6 separate regions of the Homo sapiens genome follow, and regions 2, 3, 4, 5 and 6 are each linked to region 1. A link is a contact called in ENCODE Hi-C or POLR2A ChIA-PET data. All regions are on one chromosome and are shown on one strand. Each heading gives the region's core, a stretch centred on a gene start or an enhancer-like site at or near the end of the contact. The rest is flanking DNA. Distances are from core to core; before and after follow the strand shown. Region 1 holds the start of AKAP11 (A-kinase anchoring protein 11). Region 2 holds the start of ESD (esterase D). Region 3 holds the start of LCP1 (lymphocyte cytosolic protein 1). Region 4 holds the start of LINC01055 (long intergenic non-protein coding RNA 1055). Region 5 holds the start of COG3 (component of oligomeric golgi complex 3). Region 6 has its middle 6.7 kb from the start of SNORA31B.

Evidence for each region. A loop is a pair of places that touch in the nucleus more often than their neighbours do. ChIA-PET counts read pairs that join two places held with the same protein, here RNA polymerase II (POLR2A). Pooled maps may share reads with other maps.
Region 2: a loop to region 1 is called in a map of IMR-90, with 17 times the contacts of the local background. The contact joins the promoter of ESD here to the promoter of AKAP11 in region 1. A Hi-C loop is called at or near these places in 3 of 168 maps with a recorded cell type or tissue (CD8-positive, alpha-beta T cell, IMR-90 and naive thymus-derived CD4-positive, alpha-beta T cell) and 9 of 50 pooled maps.
Region 3: a pooled map shows a loop between it and region 1 (20-fold over the local background). The contact joins the promoter of LCP1 here to the promoter of AKAP11 in region 1. A Hi-C loop is called at or near these places in 2 of 37 single-sample maps with no recorded cell type and 8 of 50 pooled maps.
Region 4: a loop to region 1 is called in a map of GM12878, with 22 times the contacts of the local background. The contact joins the promoter of LINC01055 here to the promoter of AKAP11 in region 1. A Hi-C loop is called at or near these places in 1 of 168 maps with a recorded cell type or tissue (GM12878), 3 of 37 single-sample maps with no recorded cell type and 4 of 50 pooled maps.
Region 5: a map of CD4-positive, alpha-beta T cell shows a loop between it and region 1 (6-fold over the local background). The contact joins the promoter of COG3 here to the promoter of AKAP11 in region 1. A Hi-C loop is called at or near these places in 1 of 168 maps with a recorded cell type or tissue (CD4-positive, alpha-beta T cell), 1 of 37 single-sample maps with no recorded cell type and 9 of 50 pooled maps.
Region 6: a map of ascending aorta shows a loop between it and region 1 (10-fold over the local background). The contact joins the enhancer-like site here to the promoter of AKAP11 in region 1. A Hi-C loop is called at or near these places in 1 of 168 maps with a recorded cell type or tissue (ascending aorta) and 3 of 50 pooled maps. POLR2A ChIA-PET finds 5 or more read pairs at or near these places in 1 of 52 experiments (CD8-positive, alpha-beta T cell).

The regions. Positions count from the first base shown.
Region 1 is chr13:42,270,693-42,273,639 of GRCh38, forward strand. It overlaps AKAP11 (A-kinase anchoring protein 11), which reads left to right and starts at 1,460. Exons shown (of 13, transcript NM_016248.4): 1 at 1,460-1,536. RefSeq lists an enhancer at 650-829 and a silencer at 1,370-1,719.
Region 2 is chr13:46,795,719-46,798,665 of GRCh38, forward strand. ESD (esterase D) reads right to left here and starts at 1,443. Exons shown (of 10, transcript NM_001984.2): 1 at 1,387-1,443. RefSeq lists enhancers at 578-1,179, 1,311-1,360 and a silencer at 951-1,000.
Region 3 is chr13:46,180,672-46,183,618 of GRCh38, forward strand. LCP1 (lymphocyte cytosolic protein 1) reads right to left here and starts at 1,506. Exons shown (of 16, transcript NM_002298.5): 1 at 1,440-1,506. RefSeq lists an enhancer at 1,169-1,598.
Region 4 is chr13:45,699,487-45,702,433 of GRCh38, forward strand. It overlaps LINC01055 (long intergenic non-protein coding RNA 1055), which reads right to left and starts at 1,698. Exons shown (of 4, transcript NR_125786.1): 1 at 1,541-1,698. It overlaps CBY2 (chibby family member 2), which reads left to right and starts at 2,834. Exons shown (of 3, transcript NM_152719.3): 1 at 2,834-2,947. The coding sequence starts at 2,905. RefSeq lists enhancers at 1,517-1,596, 2,047-2,346.
Region 5 is chr13:45,463,494-45,466,440 of GRCh38, forward strand. It overlaps COG3 (component of oligomeric golgi complex 3), which reads left to right and starts at 1,446. Exons shown (of 23, transcript NM_031431.4): 1 at 1,446-1,717. The coding sequence starts at 1,544.
Region 6 is chr13:45,328,264-45,331,210 of GRCh38, forward strand. No RefSeq gene overlaps it. Among named protein-coding and RNA genes, the nearest start is that of SNORA31B, 6.7 kb to the right of the region's middle. RefSeq lists an enhancer at 1,889-2,389. Within about 2 kb of position 1,533, at least 19 of the 41 ENCODE cell types and tissues checked have a DNase peak (open chromatin) inside an H3K27ac peak, as active enhancers do; they include ascending aorta, where a contact is called at or near this core.

The sequences.
Region 1 (2,947 bases), core at 210-2,709:
TGTCTCTGTTAAGCTGCTTTTTGTGTTTCTTTCTTTAACTCTTACAGTTTCCATCTCCAGGCTCAAGAAAGTTTACTTTCTCATTTCTTCTTCCCTCAAATGCACTAGAATAGATCCTTACTTAGGGCCTTTGAATTAGTGTTATCCTTTTCCTGGAATGCTCTATGCTCTGATTTTTGCGTCTGTTATTCAAATCGCTGCTAAAATATCTCCTCCTTAAAAGGGCATCCCCTTTACTAGCCACTCAGTCACCATCACCATCACGTCACTTATTGTAACTTCTTTGCATACAGCTTAAAACCAACAGATTTTTTTTCTTTTCACCCTCAGATAAGTTCCCTAGAATCTACACTACTTGTCTTCATCATTGTTCAATCAACAGCCTAGAGTAGTGTTTGTTGAATGAAGAAATGAACAAACGAATGCACCCTTTCTTCCGTGACCCTCTCCTCTGAACAGGGCAAAACTTAACTCATAACGAGGATACACTCAAAAATGTCTTTCTTATTGCCAGGTGTTTCCACTCTTGAGGAACAGATGCCCTTTAGGAGACAGGGCAATTTGACTGGACTGGCCCTTCCGATTTTAGGTGAAAATAATCACCATAACAGCTTTTCATCTCTGGCTAGGCTTCCCAGTGACCAAAGCTTTACTTTCCGATTTCCATACCACGTAAAGACATCAGGGTGAGCACTAGGGCCCTGAGAACCCTGGAAGCTACTTCTTGGCTGGGATAGGGCTGGTTGCCCGGTGCGCTGTGAGTGGTCCTCCCCGGAGATGCTGGGAGAAGGGGCGGAGCCATCAGAAAGGATGAGCCTTCCTTGGGCCTTCGGATCTGGTGGGGCTGCCACTTTGGGAAGGGCCCCGGGCTTCGGAAGAAAGCAAAACTAGCCTTGTGGCGAAGAAGGAGCCCAGCTGGCCCCAGGCTGTTAAGACTAAGGGGTCGAGGGAAAAGAGGCAGAGCCTGAAACCAAATCTGCGGAGCAAGCCAAGGCCTGGGGACTTGCCAGAGGGAAGGGTTAAGCCGTTTCCAAGGCAACGGACCAGGAAGCGCGCAAGACGTCCGCCGCAGGTTCGTAGGTCGCCCTCGAATTTAAAGCTCCCAAGGCTGAGTGGGTCCCGGCCAATGGAGAGGCCCCCTTTAAGTCATGTGACCAGCGGGGCTGCCCCGCGGGCTGCTCCGCGGGCTGCACTGGAGCACGTGGGAAGGCTTTTTTTCCTGTTCCTTCTTTCCCTTTTTAAACGCCCACCCACTTTTGCGCGGGCTCGGCCGCGGAATTTTTCTCGCGAGAGGCGCGCTGCCCTCTCGCGAGAGAGAGTGGGAGGCGTGGAGAGTAGGCGGTGTTGCGGGCCGGAGCTGCGGCGGCGGCGGCGGCGGCGGAAGCCGAGGGGTGGGCAGGGCGGGGGCGGGCCGCGGGGCTGGGAGGGGGAGGGCTGGGGGTCAGCGCGGGAGGGGGCCAGCTTGCTTGCCCGGCTCGCTCACGGGTCGTTGAGGCCGGTGACATGTCTGTGAGCTGCGGAGGCTGCGGCCCCCAGGTGAGCCGGGCGCCGACGTGCTCGCCGCGGAGGCTGCGTTTAGATGGGGTGGCGGCGGGTGTGCGGCCGGCATGGATGGAGCGGCCCGGCTCCGGCGCTCCAGCCCCTCCGCCTGCCGCTGGTCCCCCTTCTGGCTTCGGGGCCGCCCGAGAGCTGCGCCTTCGCATGGCGGAGGGAGGAGGGCGGGAGGAGCGCGGCCGAAGGAGGAAACTCACCGCACCGGGCCCAGAGTAGAGGGAGGTGCTGGGTCTCGAGACGCGTCTTCCTGGGGTCCCAAGTGTGGCGGTGGAGCTGCCGCCCCTTTTAATGACAGGCTGTTTCCATCCCCGGGGTGGTCTTCAGAGACGGCCCCCCGGGTGCGTGGTGCGCGTGCTTAGTGTGTGTTCGTGGTGTGCGCACAGGAACATTTGCAGCGGTTGGGAGGACGTTGCACTTTGTTCCCGAACAGCATCCTTCACTGTCAGACCCCCGGAGCCTTGGAAGCAGGCGCTGCTCAGATCTTGTAAACGGAAGGCGTCAAGGGGCTCCTCAGAGTATTGATATTTGGATTTGCTGTCAAATACTCTCCTAGGCTGTTAATGGCTTAAGGCTGGCCATAAAGTACCCCGAATGGATTGAGTATACTGCTGTTAATCCAGGCATCTAAGCTGCTTTATAAAAAATATGTAGATGTAACCGAAGTATTAAAAAGTGACAATGACAGTAAAAGCTAACATTTTTTCTCTTCCCCATATTACCAGCTTTCATTTTTTTTCTCTGCTTTGTCTGTCTTCTAAAACCATATAAAGTTGGATGTGGTTTAGCTTTAGATGTTAAGGAGTTTCATGGTGAGAAAGACTGCTGAGATACATACCTAATAGCTTTAGTACAAACTGGAGTTAATTCCTGTTCTCTTTTCAGCTTTTCAATCGCTTGCAAAATGCTCGTTTTGCTTAGCTGCTTCCCACTGTTTTAGAAATGTCATGTCGATTGTTATTTTGTTATGTCTGAAAATACTCAAAATATGGAGTACTAAGAAAAAATGGGGTATCAGTAATGCACAGATATATTTTTTTTAATGTCATCATTTTAGGATGGCAGCCCAGTGCCTGGCATGATTGGTGTCAGTTAAAATAGTGCAATTGAATGATTTTTTTTTTTTTTGAAAAACACATTTACTTTTTCAAACGGTACCCTGATTATTCATTTTTTCTTGTCGTTGTTCCTCCTGACAAAACTGACCCAGGGGTGGACAGTGAATGTCACTATTGTAGCTGTAACAGTAATTTATGAAAGGTCAAAGAATGTAAGGAAATCAGGGAAGAAGTGGGTTCCCAAGCTGAGCTAGAGACTAATGTATGTACCCACATAACTGCAGTATCGACAATATTGATAAGGGCCTAGCAGTGGACTCCTAGGCCAGTGATATTTT
Region 2 (2,947 bases), core at 193-2,692, 4.5 Mb after region 1:
CACTCTACCTGTGTGCAAACACAGTCTTTTTTTTCTTCTTTTTTTTTTTTTTGAGACAGGGTCAAACTCTGTGGCCCAGATTGGAGTGCAGTGGCCTGATCTCGGCTCACTGCAATCATCTCGGCCCCCGGGCTCAGGTGATCCTCCCGCCTCAGCCTCTGGAGTAGTTGGGACCACAGGTGGCACCACCATGCCCAGGTAATTTTTTGTAGAGGAGGTTTTGCCATGCTGCCTAGGCTGGGTCTCTTTTCCTTCATAAAAATTCACATGGCTTGCCTAGGTAAGGATTTCTATTAAACTCTGGGGAAAATTTTTTAAAAAAAATATAGCATCTATAAACGCCAAACACCTTCACATGGCTCTAAATATGGTCTATAATTTGGTCCCAGATTATTTTTCTGGTCTCACTCCCTATTTTGTTAGTTAAACTCAACTATGCATAATTCTAGGATGGCCTGGATGTTGCTATCGGGTGGCTTTACTCAATGCCACGGTACAATGGTTTCAGAGCAGGTTTTGGGGCCAGACCCTCCGGGTTCAAACCCTGACTTCACCACTTATTACTACATGACACTGGGCAAGCTAATCTATGCCTCATTTGCCCATCTGCAAAATGGGTATACAGTAATATATATCAATTTGATAGGGTTGCTCTGGGAATTAAATGAGTTAATTCACGTAGTGCTTAAAATGCTGCTTCTACCACACACACAAACATGAGCTATTATTTTTCCTGCAACCTGAATGCCCTCTCCTTCCAGGTGCGCTCAATCCCATTTCCCTAATGACCCCATCAGAAATGACTTCCAGTCCCCCACAGCGCTCTGAGAGCATTTTACGACCCGAACAGATTTTGTCAAACTCCAAAGACACGTGCTCCCCTCGGCACCATCAGGTGAGTGCTCCTGACCGCGCCATTGGCTCGTGCCCCGACGCGGACGCTGCCTAGAGCAGCAGGTCCACACTCCCCCGAACCAGGCGCCGGCGGCCGCTAGTAACGCGTTGAGGCCAGCTCCCTCCTTAAAATGCGTACACATCTACTTCACATTTTCGCGCGGTGGCTGCGGGTCTAGGAAAGTCTTTCTGAACAGGAAAAAGCTGTACAAATGTAGCGGGCAGTAGGTAAACGGGCGCTCGCCCCGGGTTACACTAGGTTGGAGGCTCAGAGAAGGAAAAGGGATTAGAGGCGAGGCTCCGGGTCACGGGAAAAGGTCCTTGGCCTCCTGTCATGGATGGTGGCGCCCAAGGCCCAGGGTCGCCGTCTCTGCGCTCGTGCCTGCGGATACCTGCACCGCAGGACTCGGCGTCCGCCCCGATCACGCCTAGCCGTGCCGCAGCCGCAGGAAGGCTGACAACGTCCAGGCCTCTACCCGAACCCAGTCTTACCTACGGTGGCGGAGTGACCAGAAGAAGCGGGCCGAAGTAAAAGGCGGGGCTCAAGATGGCCGCCGGGGCCTCGCCTCAGCCCCGCCCATATGATGCCCCGCCCCTCCGGTCCCACTCACTCTCGCTTTTAACTCCGAGAACCCGCTCTTCTCCAGTTCAGTCTCCATGGCCCCGCCGCCTTTGCACATTGCACTTCCCGGCAGCCTCCGCGTGGGCGCCCCCTCCAACTCCTGCCTTCGCCCGCGTTTCTGCTCTGTGTGGTTACTAGGACCAACGAGGAGGGCGTTAGGTTAGTCCCTGTCACCTTGTCGGGGATCAGTCTGCTGTGCGTGCTCAGACTCTTCCCAGAGCCAGCAGCAAGAACCCGAGGCATTAATAAACTTGAGATGTAGCTTCGCTTAACTCGTGCAGAGGGTTTCCGTGTCACTTATGTAGAAACTAGGGCCTAATTTCAACTCCCTCAACTCCTCTGTCCCAAGACTATCCACGTCACCTACTTGGTAGCTTGAGTTAAACAAGAAACCTTTGAAATCTCCAGTGGCCGACACGCAGTGGGAACTCCATCAGTTTTCTGTTTTCTCCCTTCTTCCCTCAATAAAAATTAAGTTGAACTGACTAAGATTTGCTAGTTGATAATTTACAGCAAATCTTTCCTTTTGGTCTCTCTGATTTAAGCAAACTGTTGAGTGTACTTTGCCTCTTGAGAAATTAAATCTGATTACAACAGAGCTAAGTATTTTTCAGCAACGGTTAGACTGACATTGTAAATACACAATCTGATAGTTGGGGCTGGCCTCATGGGCCTGCAACCTGTGCTATTACCCGGCCCCCAGAACAGAAGGACGCTACATTTTCTCTCAGTAAGTGTTGAACCAGGGCCCCACGTTTGTGTCTGGAATTGGGCCCTGCAAATTGTGTAGCTATGGGAGCTGACTTAAGTATGGATGAGCTGCCACACAAGAGATTACCTGCCAGAATCTATTGTGTGGCTCAGGCCCATTTTGCCATAGTGATCTTTGGACTAAATTAACCTGTGGACTGAACCTGTGGATCAATTGGAACTTAGACTGAAAATAATGTTTCATCAAAATAATGTTTTTATTTTGAGAAAGCATTGAAGTAAATTGTTTTAAACTTTCTTTTTACTATCTTTAAGTATAAATCATTGAAAAGGGGATTTTCTTCAGTTTCAAAACTGAAACAGAATAAATACCTAAATTGCAAGTTCTTTATAACTGATGTTTGAACAAAGAGAAATAATTGATTAAATGATATATTTGCCTAATAAGTGGACTGCTGTGAGGTGCAGACTAGCCAAAGAACTGTAAGTGTGAAGTTCTTTACTAAAGGGTTCTTGTGTGAATACAATGTGAGAATAAGCAGAACTAAAATTTCTTTTACCCAGCATAAATAAAATGTTAATAGATCCACAAAAGTCGATTGCTTAAAAATATTAAGAATATATATAATTATCATTATTATTTGGACATGGAAGCAAAGAAGGCTGAAATCAGAAATTAAGGTTGACATTTTAAAAAATGGCACTACCAATAAAAATGGA
Region 3 (2,947 bases), core at 256-2,755, 3.9 Mb after region 1:
GATGCTTTAGCAATGTAAACTTAACTTTAAACAGGGGACCTTTATATTTTGAATTAACTTTCGCATAGTTCTTTTTTATTCCTTCGTAAATATAAGAAAAATACTGACATTCCTTCACATTCGAATTTATTTTATTCTCATTAATAGTTTTACTTAAAATAAGACACAACATATTTTTAGTCTGTTCTTTTACGGGGTTCAAGTCCCTCTTATCTCAGTTTCACATTTTTGCTTGTTTGAAACTATTCAGGTGAGATGTGCAAAGTAACATTGGTGGTCACATTTTGCAGTTTCCAGAAATTCACATTTATAGGTAAATGATTAATTCTATTCAAATTTGTCTACACAGACATTCTTTAAACAATTATACTTAATAGAAACCAAACTTATGACAAATGTATGTAAATTCAAAATCAAGATGTGTGTGGATAAGCCACCTTTATTTGCTTACTGATAGTTCTGACAGAGTAATTTTAGAAAACAAGTTGCTGTGTAAAAGAAAAGTTCGGTTTTGATAAACATCCTGATTAATGTTCGCATTTCCAGTCTGAATGGCTTTTATAGTTATCATTTGTCAATGGTTCTTAGTGTTATGTGATAGTGGTAATTAAGTAAAAGCTTATACTACAAAATCCAAAGTGTCTATGTTTGGGCAGTTTCTGAAATAAATATCCCATATCAACTGTGTAAAAATTTCTATTGTAGATAAAAGCCTTTCTCCCAGAATTTGAGTGAATATTCATTGATATGGTCATAAGCATAACAAATAATTCAGACAATCCTACAAAAACACTACAATTAAGCATTATACAAATTGCTTTTATTTTTAGAGAACAAATGGAAAAGAGAAAACCTCTAATTCCATGTGGTTATAAAGCACACCCATTAAAAACCCTTGGCGCCAAAAATCACTCAAATAACCAGTATCACATTCAGTAACATATGACTCTAGATAATTTATCCACTAAAGTACTGTAAAGAAGTTTTTTAGAAAAACAGAACCGCAGGAACTAAAATTAAACTACCCCCATTGGGCCAATAAGCCATACAATCTAAATTATCAATACGCGCTTTTCCTGAAAACATTTTAAAGAAGATAAAATCACAGTAAATAGCCTCCGTGAAATAGAGCAATAGAAATAAACCAGAACATGGTTTGGTTTTAAAAGGAAAAAGAAACCTTAATTTTGGGCAGGGGTGATAACTGCAGATAAGTTGAGAAGAACCCAGCCCAGAGAGCCGAGGTGCTCCATCTTGGATGGCCACGCGAGGTGGCGGCAGATGTCCTGGCCAGTTAGACAGTGGCAGGAATCACAGAGGTCTCAGGTGACATGCTCAGATCTCTGGTCCCCTGAAGGCAAAACCCACAATCCACAGAAACAGTGCCGAAGTGCATCACAAGCGCTTAAAACCAACAAAAACACATGAAGAACATTTACCTTGCAGGAAAAAAGCTGTCCTTGGTAGTACTGGTGTATGACCAGGAACCCCTTCTTTCTGATCTGCAGAACAGCTTTGTCAAGCCTGGGTGTGTGGTCACAAGGCAGGAAGTGACTAGAATGACAAATCATCAGCCAGGAAAGAAAAAGATTTTGTCTTTATAAGGACATTTTAACTTTTTTTTCATGTCCCCGCCCCACCAAAAATCACCTGACAGAACAGGTCACAGTGAAATTCAGACACCTCCTACCACTTCCTCTTTTTTTTTTTTTTTTTTGAGACAAGGTCCCGCTCTTTTGCCCACCTCTTTATAAGCATTTTTCTCTCTCCCTTTCTCCTCCAGCTGTCTTTGAGTAGTCCCTGGGCTACTTAAACCTTTCTGATTCTAGATAGCAAGGCAAGATCAGCCTGATAACTTGACTTCTTTGACTCTAGTTGCAAAAGCAAAGCCCAGATGCCTACCTACTTACAGCAAAGATCAACAAATTTTTCATTTTTAGTGAAAGAGCCAGGGAAAAAGGTGGCAGTACACCTGAAACAAATGAAAAGGGACTTCCTTGGGAAAGCCCCACCCCACCTGAAATCAAACCTCTCTGGAGTCCTCTAACAGTGATCTTATTGGTGCAAACAAAACAGAACGATCTCTTTAAGTGAAGGACATGAAAAGGAAGGTTACTAGATTATTTACTCATTCTTTTATTTATAGAACATCTATGTGCTAGGGATCTCTTTAACCCAATTAAGTATCTCAATTATTTAAGCGTTTCCTATAAAGAGCAGCAGTAGATTGCACAGGCAGCTGTTATATTTAAATGGGTAGCTTAATTCCTTCTTACAGGCAGGATTTTTTTTTGAATGCACATTTTATAAAATTAGCAGGTGGTGGCAGGGGAAGCTCTGTTCTGTACCCAAACCCCAGATGCTTGAGGGCAAATTCCTATCTTCAAATGGAGCATCCTCAAGTGCTCACAACAGTTGTGAAGACTGTGGCACCCTGAGTTATGTTGACTAAATATTAGACATGTCTCCACATTGCCCGGAGACTGTGTGTGACTCCAGTAGTCAATCTGCCGTTTAGGAATGAGGGTATGTGGCTGTACTCCCAGGTCAGATGCTGCGCTGAAGATATCTGCTCCAGAGTTGACATGCGTCCGTGTCCGCTGGGCCACGGGCCTCTCAGGTGGTCACGGTATTCTGACTGGTTGGAGGGCTGCCCTTATACTTCTTTTGCTTTTTTGATTTCTCCTCTAGAAAGTTCCTGTTTCTGACCTTAAATGTTAAACCAAACTGTTCTGGTTTATCTACTTCATTAGCCAGTGGTGTGGTGACTTCATCAGAAGCCCACAGGGGCTATCTTGAGGAACTGGGTGGGCGGAAGAACAGGACGAGACGGTGGGGATTCTAGAAACGGTTCACCTCACAGAGAGCTATCAGCCCTCTTGTGATTTCCCAGGGAAGACTGAGGGGGTGATGGGACTCTGTTTTCTCCATCGCATAATCACTCCCA
Region 4 (2,947 bases), core at 448-2,947, 3.4 Mb after region 1:
AAGAACCTAGGAAGTAAGAAATCTTGAATTGTCTGCAATATATCAGTATTTTAAGATAAAATATTATAAGTATTTCATGTATTTTAAAACCATGTTTTAATCTTTAGAAACATTTCCTTATACATTTCTTAATTGGAAGTGACCCAGCTGCTCAGTAAGTAAAGTATGATAGTAAGTATCATAACTTTAAGATTTTGAAAAACATAAGAATTTCATTTACACACATTTGTCCCATTTACATTTATCTAATTTATTTGTTTTTAACAGTTTATCTAGATTAGTTATGAGAATAGAGATATTAGACAAAGCTAGTCACCATTTTAAGTTATTTCCTTGTTAACCATTTTACAGCTTGTGAATATCAGGTGTTCACCTAAGCAAGAACTTTAAAGTGAAATACACAGATATTTTGCTGATAAATCAGAGGATTTCATTGTTTTCATTAAACCAACAATATTAAATTAGTCTTATTTATCAAAAGAATCACATAAACAAAGATTATTCTGTTTTGGCCGGGTTTGTAATTTCATAACTTTTTGCCAAACCTGGACATCTTAAAATAACTATCAGATGCACATATCAGCTGACCAGTAAACACAGGCAAAAATACATGCTGACAATCCTGAAGACATATCTATTTTTATTTTATCAATAATTTTTTTTTAATTTTCCAAAGATTATTAAAGTCAAATGAACTTGAAAGCATTTGGACTTATTTATTTAATTTATCAGTACTCTTTTATTTATAAGCTAATTTGGTACCATATAGACACAACATATAACATAATGCATGTATATGCATAAACAAGACAGTTGGATCAAACTTATTTTCCTGATAAAACTGGAATCTGTTCACATGGCTAAATTTTATTTGCCCTGATGAGCAAAGCAGTTTCCAGGGCACTTTGATTTTAAAAGACCTCTTTCCTTTTTTTTCTTTAGCCAGTAACCTGAAACTAGTAATACCATGAACAGTAAGTTTTATTTCAACACCAGCAGAAAAGTCAGCAGATTCAGAGTAGTCAGGAAGGAAAAATAGGCAAAGAACTTAGAAGACTACATGGTAACTCTTTAAGGACAGAAGAAGAAAGAGGGATTGACTGAAAATGTTTTACATGTGCCATTTTTCTTCAGGTTTTCTAGTTTATGGAGTTGCTTTGTTCTAATTGAGTGTGCAGGAGTCTGGAGATCTCATAAGGCTTCTGCTGTAGCCATCACAGTCTTTGACCTCTGTTAAGCCAAATATTGCTACACAGACCAAAAATACAGACAGACCAACAAAAATCAGAACCAGACTAGATTATCTTAGTGGCTGTAGCTTTTTAGTATTGCCTTAATTCTTTGGGACTTAAACATACACCAGATTTGGGACTCTGAACTGACCAGAATCCCCCTTGGGTAGGACTCAAATCCACAATCCTAGACAAGGTTGGGACTCTCATCCATAATCCTAAACCACAGGGTGGGACTTGAACCCACAGTCGTTATGATGAGTTCAAAGACAATTAAAAGTACAGGGGCATATTAACAAGGTACTCACCAGAAAGATGTCTAATCCAGAAGCAATTTATTTTCCCAAAAGAGAAGTGCCAAGGGAGCCTGAAGTGCCATGGTGGAGAAGAAGGAACCCTATAGTCGAGCCTCTGGACACCCTGGTCTAGGTGGCCACTCAGGATCAGTGCAGGGGGCCTGCACACCACTAGGGGCAACAGTACCTTGGACAGGCTGTTCGTCTCACCTGGGGTTCTAGTTTGTTAACAAGCAAAAGGGGCTCACTGCCCAATGTGCTAGAAGCCAACACTGACACCAAATTTTTGAAAAAAAGAAAAGCTTTATATTAAAAGTCACCTCTGAAGGAGACAGGAGTCAAGCTCAAATTTGTCTCTTTCTGCTGGCATTAAGGCAGTACTTTTATTAGAAAAGGTTCAGGGGGTGGATTCTGAGATTAGTAGGTGATTTGTGCAAGGAAAAGGGAGGTCTGGAAAGTCCTTGGGCATGCATAGTTATTTCTTCATGTTAACTCCTGAGTTGCATGGCAAATTCAGGGAGAGTTAGTATGAAACGTGGTGGAAATTCAGGCTATGACATCAGCAAGCTTATTCTGTGCAAGCTCCAGTTAGCCATCTTGGTTCCAACCAGTTTCAGCCAGGTTTTTCTTGATCTCACAAGTGGAGGGAGTTTCAGCGGCTTAAGTTTCTTTTCTTATCTGCTATCTTGAAACTCAAAAATTAAGTAACTGGTTTCTTACTCTTTGGGACTTTCCAGACCTCCCATTTCCATCCACCAATCACCTACTAATCTCAGAATCCACCCCCTGAATCTTTTCTAATAAAAATACTACCTTAATGTCAGCACAGAGAGACAGATTTGAGCTTGACTCTTGTCTCCTTGGGAGTTGACTTTCAATATACAAGTTTTTCTTTTTTAAAGAACTTAGTGTTTTAGTATTGGCTTCTATTGCATTGGGTAGTGAGCCGCTTCAGCTCTGTAACACTAACTCTGGTAGATAGCATCAGGATGAAATTGAATTGTAGGGCACACAGTTGGTGTCAGAGAATTAAGGAATTGAGTAGTGTCAGAAAACACCTCAGACTACACTTTCTCCCTTGGTATGGGAAGAGTTCAGTTTGTGTTTCTTTCTTCTTGAGTGACCCAACTCCAAGAAGATGCCACTTCTGGAGAGAGAATAGGGATCTCAACTTAGCCTGGCAGTGAGAATACGAATGGCAGCTGGAATGACCCAACAGGGGGCTAATGTTTGGGCTATTGTGTGTGTCACACTGACCCTGACCAGCCAAGTAGTCACAGCACCCACAAGCTCTTCCTGCCTGTCAGATGCCTCATTCCCACCTGTGATGCTCAGAGAGAAACCATGAGCCCTGAAAAACACCATATTGTTTTGTGATGTCACCTCTGGAATGTTCTGAGTGTTTTGGTGACCAACTTC
Region 5 (2,947 bases), core at 196-2,695, 3.2 Mb after region 1:
TGGAGTGCAATGGTGCAACGTTGGCTCACAGCAACCTCCGCCTCCTGGGTTCAAGCGATTCTCCTGCCTCAGCCTCCCGAGTAGCTGGGATTACAGGCATGCACCTCCACGCGCAGCTAAGTTTTTTTGTATTTTTAGTAGAGACGGGATTTCTCCATGTTGATCAGGCTGGTCTCGAACTCCCGACCTCAGGTAATCCGCCCACCTCGGCTTCCCAGAGTGCTGGGATTACAGGTGTGAGCCACTGCGCCCGGTCTCAAATTCTGCTCTTAAAAGATCAGAGCCTTCATTTGGGAACATAGCCAGGCACTGATTTGTGCTATAAAGCCTGAATAAAGCCTTCAGACTTTACCCAGACAATGGTCAAAATTGCTACGAAGCTGTTTCCACCTGCCTTGACTCCAGGGAGGAGCAGGAAGAGGCCTCCATAACTTGTAGAAGATTGTCTGTTCTCCACCATTTATTTATTCAATCGTTTATTTATAGCAGTATGGACTCATGGGTATTTATTTTATTCTGTAAATTATGATCCAATACTATCATTATTTATTTTGTTGCTCAAATCTACAATATGATTTAAATGGTAGAGTAGAATTACATGTCTGTACCACAAATTATTATTATTATACATTTTGAGACAGTCTCACTTGATGCCCAGGCCGGAATGCAGTGGCAAGATCTCTGCTCACTGCAACGTCCACCTTCCAGGTTCAGGAGATTCTCCTGCCTCAGCCTCTCAGGCTGATTACTGGCATGTGCCACCACGCCTGGCTAATTTTTGTGCTTTTAGTAGAGACGGGGTTCAACCATGTTGGCCAGTCTGGTCTCAAACTCCTGACCTCAGGTGATACGCCCACCTCGGTCTCCCAAAGTGCTGAGATTACAGGCCTGAGCCCCCGCGCCTGGTCTGTGCCACAAATTCTTGATCCAGTTCTTCAATGTTGGACATTTAGGTTGTCTCCAGTTATTTGATACCATTAATGATGTCTGAGATACACACATCTTTGAATTTTTTATGTGTTTCCGTAAATTAGTTTTCTAGTAGGGGAATTACTGGATGTTGGAAAAGTTTATGCTTTTGGTTTTGATCCAAGAGGCATAAATTGTCAACATGCCAACATGGAAATCATACACTCCACACATTCTACCCAGACTACCCAGCTGTAAGCAGAGAGGTGTAGATCCAAGTCTCCTGCCGGCAGGGTGATTTAGCGCAGTTGTCAATAATCTGTACAACACGTAACAATAAAGTTATTGATGTTGAGGAAAAGACTTCCGGTAGGGGCATTTCTATTTCCATTGGGTCCTGTCTTCTCCACCTTCTACGTTTCAACCGGAAATAGTCGTACCCATTTAAAGCCACGTCGGTACTGGCCTCGGTCCCGCCCCCCACACTGCGGAACCGTTTCCGGGGTCAGGGCATTCCGTCCCGCCCCGCCGCCGGTGCAGTGTTGGAAGCTCCGGTTCTCCCGGAAGTGGCCCAGGTCTCTCTGTCGGGGTCCCCTCCATCTCGCTGCTGCTGAAGGCCGCGAGGGCGGCGGCGATGGCGGAGGCGGCGCTGTTGCTGCTGCCTGAGGCGGCGGCGGAGCGGGACGCTAGGGAAAAGCTGGCTCTCTGGGATCGGAGACCGGACACGACGGCGCCGCTGACCGACAGGCAGACGGACTCGGTATTGGAGCTGAAGGCGGCGGCAGAGAACTTGCCGGTGCCAGCTGAGGTGAGGTGATGGGCAGGAACCGGGCCGGGGCGATGGGGCTGGGATTCTCCTCGGGCGCCCCGGCAGGACCCCGGCCTCACTAGCCTCTGCCCAGGATATCTCTCCACTCCTCCCTGGCCATGGTGGCGGATCCGGTGGGAGGGGCCTCATCTCCCAGGCTGTCAGGCTTCGCTCTGCCTGCGACCCCGACTCTAATTCTGCCTGGGGACGGCTGTGGGGGTGTCCTGCAGCTGGTGCTCGCCGGAACCCAGTCCTCCCCCAGCAGCATGGGACGGTTGGCCCGGAGCCTTGCACCGAACGTTTTGCCCCAGACGAGGCGTCCTGTCAGCCGAGGCGTAATCCTGCTGCCCACTCTCTCCCAGAAGGAGAGGCAGTCAACCCGAGGTGCTGTGCTGCAGGACAGTCTCCAGCGCGTGCTCGTTTACCGCCTTAATGATTCACCTAGGTTGCTTTGTCCATGGGGGTCTTGGGGAGACCAAAACTTGGTCCTGAGTGAGTTTCATTTATCGCACATTGAACTATGAGCTCTCAATCAAGTGCAAGTTATGGGAGATCAGATTTATTTCACCTATTGCAAAGCAATAAAAATGAATTTTATTTGAAAGTTGGCTCAGTACATTATTAAGCAGTGCTGGTTTTCGGTGTTAGAGTCAATGTGTTTAATCCACTTACCATTAGGATATTATGCACTACTGCTTCTTGTGTGATTCAATTCAATTAGTTGTAATAGCAGGAAGTAACATGAATTGTCAGATGTTTGACAAACGTTTTCCAGTTTTGAGGGCCAGGTTTAGGAGGATTATTTTATATAAGCAGTGGTGATGGTTACTTTTGATGTTGGAAGCATTCTTTTCTCTCGCTCTGTCGCCCAGGCTGGAGTGCAGTGGCGTGACCTCGGCTCACTGCAACCTCCACCTCCCGGGTTCAAGCGATTCTCCTGTCTCAGCCTCCCGAGTAGCTGGGATCACAGGTGCCTGCCACTACACCCGGCTAATTTTTTGTATTTTTAGTAGAGATGGGGTTTCGCCCTGTTGTCCAGGCTGTTCTCGAACTCCTGACCTCAAGTGATCTGCCCGCCTCGGCCTCCGAAAATGCTGGGATTACAGTCGTGAGCCACCGTGCCTGGCCTGAAGCATTCTTTTTATACGATTTGGAATTGTGTCCAAATGCAGATTGAGTTTAGAGTCTTCAACTTTTTCTGTCCTCCAACTTTAGAGATTTGATTTAAAC
Region 6 (2,947 bases), core at 283-2,782, 3.1 Mb after region 1:
TCAAAGTCCTGACCTTGTGATCCGCCCACCTTGGCCTCCCAAAGTGTTGGGATTACAGGCGTGAGCCATTGCGCCCGGCCTAAAACATATTCTTTTTTTTTTTTTTTTTTTTTTGAGACGGAGTCTCACTCTGTCGCCCAGGCTGGAGTGCAATGGCACGATCTTGGCTCACTGTAAGCTCCGCCTCCCGGGTTCACACCATTCTCCTGCCTCAGCCTCCCGAGTAGCTGGGACTACAGGCACCCACCACCATGCCCGGCTAATTTTTTGTATTTTTAGTAGAGACAGGGTTTCACCGTGTTAGCCAGGATAGTCTCAATCTCCTGATCTTGTGATCCGCCTGCCTCGGCCTCCCAAAGTGCTGGGATTACAGGCGTGAGCCACTGCGCCTGACCCCTAAAACATATTCATGATGCAGTTTCCCAAGGCTACACAAAAGTCAGAGAATGTGAACAGGCATCCTGTATTTTGCAAGTCAGAGAATGTGAACAGGCATCCTGTATTTTGCACTGATTCAGAGTAGAGACCAGTATTGTAAGAATTTCTCATGGTAAAGGCACTCCTATGATAGCCTCTACTTACCAAATCAGCCGATGAGGTAAGTATGAGTTTCTGTTTTCTAGATGGAGATACTGAGGCTTAGAGAGGTTAAGATGCTGGAGTTCTCACAGCAAGTGGTTGGGCTTTTATTAGAACCCAGATTTCAAAATACCACCACTGCATAGTACTAATTCCACATGCCTTCTTCCAAAATGGAAAGAATGCCTTTTTTTCTTGTAAGTCTGCCAAATTGATGCAGACGCTTATCTTTTATTTGTTTTAGCCGAGCTAAAATAGAATGAAAAAAAAAAAAAAGAAAAGAAAAAGGAATTAGGAAGGAACATGTCTAAAGTACACATCGGATGCTGAGACATCTGGTATGCAAAGTGAGAAAAAGGTATCACAGTGTAAGTTCCTGCGTGTGAGTCCAAAATCCAACTGCACCAGTGTGTGGATGGGGCAGACCTGGTTTCAGCAGCAAGCATGAAGACAAGTTTTAGCTGGCAGAAATTCAAGACAAGTCTCCTGTCTGATATTACCCAAAAGAAGCAAATGTCAGTTTAGGCTGCATTAAAATATTATTGCGTTGGCTGGGCGCAGTGGCTCACACCTGTAATCCCAGCACTTTGGGAGGCTGAGGGCAAGGAACATGAGGTCAGGATATCAAGACCATCCTGGCTAACATGGTAAAACCCCGTCTCCACTAAAAATACAAAAAATTAGCCGGGCGTGGTGGCAGGCGCCTGTAGTCCCAGCTACTCAGGAGGCTGAGGCAGGAGAATGGCGTGAACCTGGGAGGGGGAGCTTGCAGTGAGCCCAGATCACGCCACTGCACTCCAGCCTGGGCGACACAGCGAGATTCCGTCTCAAAAAAAAAAAAAACAAAACAAAATTATTGCATTAACATACAATGTGGAAAACGAGGCCAAGCCATACCTGGGGAACTGCAGGGCCTTCACGCACTGTGGTTAAGAGGGACGGAAGTCAAGGGTGCTGAGCACTGGACAGGCGCATTAGATTCCTTTCCACTCTGGCGCTTTATATGTTGCTTTAGCAAGAGGGCAGTAACCACAAGCCAGCTGCCTGAGCTGTTTTCCTTTATCTCATGAGCTCATTTCCTTCCCATGCTTCCTGCTACAATAGTGGTTCCTCAATCCCCAGCAGGGAGCTGAAATCCCAGAAGGGTTTTTAAAATGCTGGATATTCTGGCTGGGCACGGTGGCTCATGCCTGTAATCCCAGCACTTTGGGAGGCTGAGGCGGGCAGATCACTTGAGGCCAGGAGTTCAAGACCAGCCTGGGCAACACGGCGAAACCGTGTCTACTAAAAATACAAAAATTAGCCAGGCGTGGTGGTGGGCACCTGTAATCCCAGCTACTCAGGAGACTGAGGCGGGAGAATCGCTCAAACCCAGGAGGCAGAGGTTGTAGTGAGCCAAGATTGCACCACTGCACTCCAGCCTGGGTGACAGAGTGAGACTCTCCCTCAAAAAACAAACAAAAAACCCGAAATATTAAATGCTGAATATTCTGTTTCAATAGGTGTGGTGTAGGCTCAGCACAGTGGCTGGCGCCTGTAATCATAACACTTTGGGAGGCTGAGTTGGGAGGATCTCTTGAGCATAGGAGTTTGAGACTACGGGGAATTATGATCACAGCACTTCACTTCAGCCTGGGCAACACAGTGAGACCCTGTCTCAAAGAAAGAAAGAAAGAAATTACTCTCATTCGAGAGGTACCCTCCATATACCCAGGGAAAATAAATATCCTCATCTCTGAAGACACAGAAACACAGAGAAGAATCTGAACAAACAGGCCTTGCTAAGTTCCCCCCAGTTTACCATTAGATCATCCGCTTTGTCCAATACTTTTGCACAACTGTTCACTCTTCATTAAACCAAAACAGAAAAATACACAAGCTCACCTGTTTCTTTGGGTCCTCATTTCCTTACAAAGGCTCCCATGTCACAGAAAACATTTAAAAAATATGTACGCTGGCTGGGCATGGTGGCTCACACCTGTAATCCCAGACTTTGGGAGGCTGAGGCAGGCAGATCACGAGGTCAAGAGATAAAGACCGTCCTGGCCAACATGGTGAAACCTGTCTCTACTGAAAATACAAAAATTAGCTGGGCCTGGTGGTGCGTGCCTGTAGTCCCAGATACTCGGGAGGCTGAGGTGGGAGAATCACTTGAACCCGGGAGGTGGGGGTTGCCATGAGCCGAGATCGTGCCACTGCACTCCAGCCTGGCGACAGAGCAAGACTGTCTCAAAAAATAAAAACAACAAAAAAATGTACGCTTTGCTTTTGTCGATTTGTCTTTTGTTATAAGGGCCTCAGTCATGAACTTAGCAATGGGTGTGGAAAGCAATTTTTCCTCCCCTACATGAAAATCTCTGCTGCTCTG